Regions from separate parts of the Homo sapiens genome. Here region 1 is linked to region 2. A link is a contact called in ENCODE Hi-C or POLR2A ChIA-PET data. All regions are on one chromosome and are shown on one strand. Each heading gives the region's core, a stretch centred on a gene start or an enhancer-like site at or near the end of the contact. The rest is flanking DNA. Distances are from core to core; before and after follow the strand shown.

Region 1 (2,700 bases), core at 98-2,597, 280 kb after region 2:
AGAAGCCTAAGAAGATCGTGAGGCGGAGGAAGAGGAGTGACACTGTGGAACTGCAGACTTGAAGCTTTGTTTAATTCACGAGATGGTGCTGGAGACCAACGCCCAGAGTGGGCAGGAGGCACAGAAGCCCCTGAGAAAGGAGCTGCCAGCTGTCAACTCCAGCCTGGCTGCCTTTCCGGAAGGCTCCTCCACTCTCACGGCTGACACAGATGACCTCAGCTGATATAGATGACCTTGGCTGGTCACCACACTCCACGGTGACAGGGATGACCCTGGCTGGTCACCACACTCCACGGTGACACGGGTGACCTTGGCTGGTCACCACACTCCATGGGACACCTCTGGCCAGGGTTTGCAGGGATGTTTAGAGACAGCGAAGTTTTAAGGAGAAATCAGGGTTTGGTTTCCATCATTCTCTCTACCAATTGTTGGGGCTTCGCCTGATGCACGCTATATGGTTGATAACGTGTTCTTAAGAAACAAGGAAGATAGAAGCTCTCAGAGTCTTGTACTGAGAAGACTATTGAAGGAACCTGCTTGTGTTGCTTTTAAGTGAAGGAAACTTGAGGAGCCAACGAGGGGTGTCCATAGTCAGAGCTGGAACAGTTGTTTACAAATACATGAAAGGCTGCCAGGTAGAAGAGGATTAAACCCAAGAGCGAGAGAGGAGAGGCACCCAGTGTTAGTTCAGAGCTGTTTAGGGTGTTGGTGAGGCCTCAAGAGGGTGAGAGGAAGCTGGGTGTTCACAAGAAGAGAGGATACAGGGCCGATCTGCACGGGGCCGCTGGCCGGGTCCCTGTCCGTCCTGGTAACGCTATAAACTACCAACATGGACAAGTTCCAGCATATACGGAAGGTAATCTTTAGAAATATGAAAGTAGAAAATGCCAAAAAAGAAAACATGACAATTTTCCCTCACAGTCACCCCTGATAAGAATCACGTTTCTAACAACATATATATTTACATAAGCCACCAGAGCGGAGCATGTGGCCTGGAAAATGCTTTTTTAAGGAAACACATTCACTGGGATTAGTTGCGTGGGGGTTTAGGAATATAGCCTCTGGGCTGAAAATTTGATCTCCAGTAAATCTCCCTGGTGCTTGTAACTCACTTCTTGCTTTGGGTTCTGACGCAATTTTCATATTCTATAGCGTAGCTGATTGAATGTGTAAACACCTATGTCGATGATCTTAACAAAAATCACGGCAAGGGGAGCTGTAAGTCCTGCACTTTCTCACATCTGATGGGTCCGTGGGACAGTCACAAGAGAGAGAGGAACGTGCCTCCGTTTTGCCCACATTCGGGGCTGAGGCCGAGGCTGCCCCACCCCGCTGTTTTCTCAGCCTCCCCTTGCATGTTTCCTGCGTGCTGAGCAATTCCATGATTCATAGACTTGTGCTGCATCTGGGCGGCCAGCATGACTGGAGGCCAAATGCAGTTTCTTTCCTTCAGAAATGGAAAACAGGAGCTGGCTCAAGATCATGTTCTTCGAGACGGAAGACCGCTGGACAGACTTTGATACTCAGATGCTGTGAATAGCTCTATGGACAACATCATCGTAATTGAAAGCAGATTCGGGCTGAGCACCACGGTATTATCTTACCGCCGCCCCAGCTTTCCCACCCTTAAGACGTGTGCCTCTGCCAAAGCGGGCGACATCTTCCTCTTCAGCACATCCAGTGCTCTCCTCCCACGTTAGGAGCTCGTCCTGAAGTCCAGCAGCTGCTCAGCCTGCCAGCCCAGAGCCTCCCCTGGCCTCTGCTCTGACTCTGAAATCAACTCTGAACCCCTGCTTTCACCTAGGCTTAGTTCCACCTGCAAGGCACATGCACCTTTCTTCCTTGCAGACTTGTGAACACCCCTGGACTTGGTGGGTTTGGGCGGTCTGCCCACAGTCACCTGGCTTTTTCTAAGGGGTCTGGGATGTTGCCTGCAAAGTGGTCAGTTTGTCTCCTTGTCTAGTTTAAAGCCTGTGGCCACATTGTGCACATAGCTGGCATCTCGTGCACACATCTGAACTGCTGTTTCTCGAACAACAGGAATTCACCCAAACAGTTGTTGTGTTTTAGCTGTAACCTAAACAAATAATATATTATTTGCAAAGCAGAGAAGAATCTGTCTCCACAACAGAGGCCAGTGCTTAACTTCACTTGGGAATAGTTAGAGAAAGCCTGTGCTGAGAAAAGAGTGGGGATTGGAATCAGAAGATGTAGCCTCTGGCTCTGGCATTGCCATCACTGTCTAAGTCACCAGAGCAGGGTGTGATTCGAAGTTCAGCTTTGGTTCCTGTAAAGCAGGAATAATGACCTGACTGCACAAAGCTGTTTTGAGCTTTAAGTGAAATAGTATCTGTTATCTGATGTGCAATGTGTGATATTGCTGCTTTTTACAAAACTAAACACATAGAGAAAATGCAGTCTCATAAGCATCCTATGTTTTCCACACAGTAACTTAGAAAATGAACGTGTCAAAGTTTTTCCATTATTATTAACTGTGTCCTAGAGCATTGAGCTTCTTCTAGCCTGTAGGGAGCATTGACCTAAACAGTAATGTCAAAAGATAAATATAAATTCAGAACAACAGATAAAGCTATTCATGGCATAATAGATCTTCCTAGGCACCAAGAATAATGACACAAAATCTTCATTTTATTTTCGTCTGGTGTTAAGTTTTAGTAAAGTCAGAACAGGATGCAGCCC
Region 2 (2,700 bases), core at 156-2,655:
GGCACTTTAGTTTTAAGGACCTTGGGAATCAAATCCCACAACATTTCAAAGTTTTTAGAGAAAACCTGACCCTTCAAACAAAAAAATGGGTTACAGAACATTACTTTATCTAGATACATATTTAGAGTAAGGATTAAAAGACCACGTTTCAGTGAGGTGTAAATTAGTGGGAATATGCATGAACCTGGTTTGTAGGGTAAGAATCCCAGGGAAAGACTCTGCCAAGCAAACTTCTTCCACCAGGGTTCTCCGCACACAGTGGGTGGGGAGAACCCTGCAAGGGCGTTCTTCTTGAGTTCAGCTTTGTTTTTGCGTATTTACAGCCCTCTCCATCTTCACTCCCCCGTTCAGGGCTCCTGGCTGAGCCCCGACTGTGTGTGAAGTCACGCCCTCTGAAGAGGAGCATTCGCATCCACAGCTGACCCCCTAGTGAGTCTTCATTCACTCCTAACTTGACGCAGCCGGGATAAAACTGACCTTATCATGTTTGACCTGATTGTGTCACAAAAGCATTAGACGCTTTCATGCTTTCCTGGGAAATTCCCCGTGGGCCACCACTCTGGGCAGGGCCATGAAGGAGCCTGGATGCTTCCTTTTCAGTTGGGAAAGCTTTGCTGGAAATGCTTCCATTTCCAAAGTGACGGTTGACAGTTTAGTGTGGAAACCACCGACCCGCGCCGCAGCTCACGCGCGCCAGAAGGAGACCAGGCGCTTCTCCGCCAGGCCTCATGCGCGGACCTATTGCTGCTATTTTCTTTTTCTTAAAAAAAAAAAAAAAAAAAAAAGGAATCCTGCTGTTCAGTGGTCAAAATTGATGTCTCTTTTTGAAACGTGTTTCTCAAAGACAATTCTATTTCCCAGCAGCCCCGGCCCTCGGGCGCGCTCGGCCCCACTCACCCACTCGCTGCTCCGGCGAAGGCCCCAGCCCCGCCGCCTCCGCGCGGCCCAGGGCGCAGTCCCGCCCGAGGAGCTGCAGGCCCTTGTGCTCCGCCGAGTGGTGCTTCCGCAGCTCCTGGACGAGTTCCACCACCAGCCGCAGCAGCGCCTGTCCGTCCGCCGGCTCCCGGGGCTCCGCGCCCCCCCGGCCGCGCCCCGCCGCCCCCAGCACCAGCAGCAGCCCCAGGAGGAGGGGGTGCCCGGGTCCGCGCATCGTGCGCTCGGGGCCGCGGGGCTGGGAGACTCCGACACGCGCCGAGAGCTGGGCTCGCTGCGAGAGAAGGGGCGCGGGGGGCCGGAGAGAAAGTCAGCGGGGGAGGGGGACGGAGCGCGGGGCGGGGGAGGGGAGGGGAGGCGGGAGGAGCCGCTGGCGCTGGACCCGGCCCCTCACCTCCGCGGACCCCGAGGAACAAGCCGGCAGGTGAGGGAGCCGCGGTCTCCTCGACGATCACGCCCGAGGTCCCGCCCACGGGGAGCGACCGCCGCTGGTGCGGAAAGGAGCCCCCGGAACCCGCCCGCCCGCCAGCCCGGCCCCTCCTAACTTTCGCCCGAAAGGCCGCGTCCGCCGAGCGCGCTGCGCCTGGCGCGGGCGCAACTTTCTTTCCCCTTTGGAAGCCGCGGGTGCCAGGCAGCTCCCCGGCCGCGGGCGGACCTCGGAGGGGCCGCGCTCCCGCGCCTACCGCTCTCCAAGAAGGCGGCGCCGCGCGCCGGGCCCGGCGGCCGCGCTCAAGTTTCCAGCGTCGCCTTTGCGCGGTGGTCGCCGGCGAGCGCCGAGTCCCCGAAGCCCACGGAGGAGGCCGGGTGCGGACCCTCGCGCTGGCCCCGGCCGCGCCACGTGCTGGAAGCCCCTCCACCTCCCGGCCATGGCGCCCTCCCGCACCTGCCCGGCGCCACCCGGGAGCCACCTGCGCGTCGTGGCCGGGCCGGTTACCTGGAGCCGCCGGAGTCGTCGCCGTCTGTGCGCACGTCTGTCCCCGCGCCCCGAGCTGCGCCACTACTCCATGCCCGGCGGGCGGAGCGCACGGGACGCGGGGACTCGGCCGCTCCGAGCGCTGGACCCACGGCCGACCTGGGGTGCGCCGGCTCCGAGTCCCGCCTCAGACCTCGGGGAGCTTCTTATCCCCGCGCCCGCCGACGTCAGGCGGGTCCCCAAGGGCTCCGAGCGGGGCTTTAATTAGAAGCCGCTGAAGTGTTAGTACCCCCATGCGGATCTTCGTCAGTCCCCCCGCCTCACCTCGCTCTCGCCTCCCCCCGTCTCCCGCTCCCCCTCAACTCCGCCCCCGCCCCCGCCCGGTCCCCCCACCCGCATCTCCACCGCGTCTCCCCCTCGCCCGCGCCCCGTCTCCCGCGCCCCTTCCCTCCCCACCTTCCCCATCTCCCGTCTCCTCCTCTCCTGCCCCACCTTCCCCCACTCCCCGTCTCCTCCTCTTCCCCCTGTTCTCCTCCCCCCGCCCCTCCCCCAGTCTGTTTCCCTCCGTTCCTGTCACTTGTGACAGGATGAGAAGAAACGCCTTTACCAGGAACTCGGTTCTGTTTTTGTCTAAATGTAGATCTTGGGCTATTAAAAAGGGAGCTGCCTGATTGCTTCGACATTTAATAAGTCAATTAGAGTCCATCCGTTTTGGAGGGATCCGCTCTCCGGACCTCGAGGGGTCTGCCCCGCCCGAGCCCAGTCCCCAGGTTCGGGTCCCCAAGCCCTGGTCCCCGAGGCGGGGCGGCCAGGAGGCAGGAGATGGGCGGGTGAGGACTCTCCACGGCCCCCGA

The links. A loop is a pair of places that touch in the nucleus more often than their neighbours do. ChIA-PET counts read pairs that join two places held with the same protein, here RNA polymerase II (POLR2A).
Region 1: a loop to region 2 is called in a map of chondrocyte, with 5 times the contacts of the local background. The contact joins the enhancer-like site here to the promoter of ALKAL2 in region 2. A Hi-C loop is called at or near these places in 1 of 168 maps with a recorded cell type or tissue (chondrocyte). POLR2A ChIA-PET finds 5 or more read pairs at or near these places in 1 of 52 experiments (activated CD4-positive, alpha-beta T cell).

The regions. Positions count from the first base shown.
Region 1 is chr2:566,911-569,610 of GRCh38, forward strand. No RefSeq gene overlaps it. Among named protein-coding and RNA genes, the nearest start is that of LINC01875, 22 kb to the left of the region's middle. Within about 2 kb of position 1,348, at least 6 of the 41 ENCODE cell types and tissues checked have a DNase peak (open chromatin) inside an H3K27ac peak, as active enhancers do.
Region 2 is chr2:286,686-289,385 of GRCh38, forward strand. ALKAL2 (ALK and LTK ligand 2) reads right to left here and starts at 1,406. Exons shown (of 6, transcript NM_001002919.3): 1 at 1,328-1,406; 2 at 898-1,207. The coding sequence starts at 1,150. All of the region lies in intron 1 of LOC101927262 (a long non-coding RNA gene), which reads left to right. RefSeq lists a silencer at 921-970.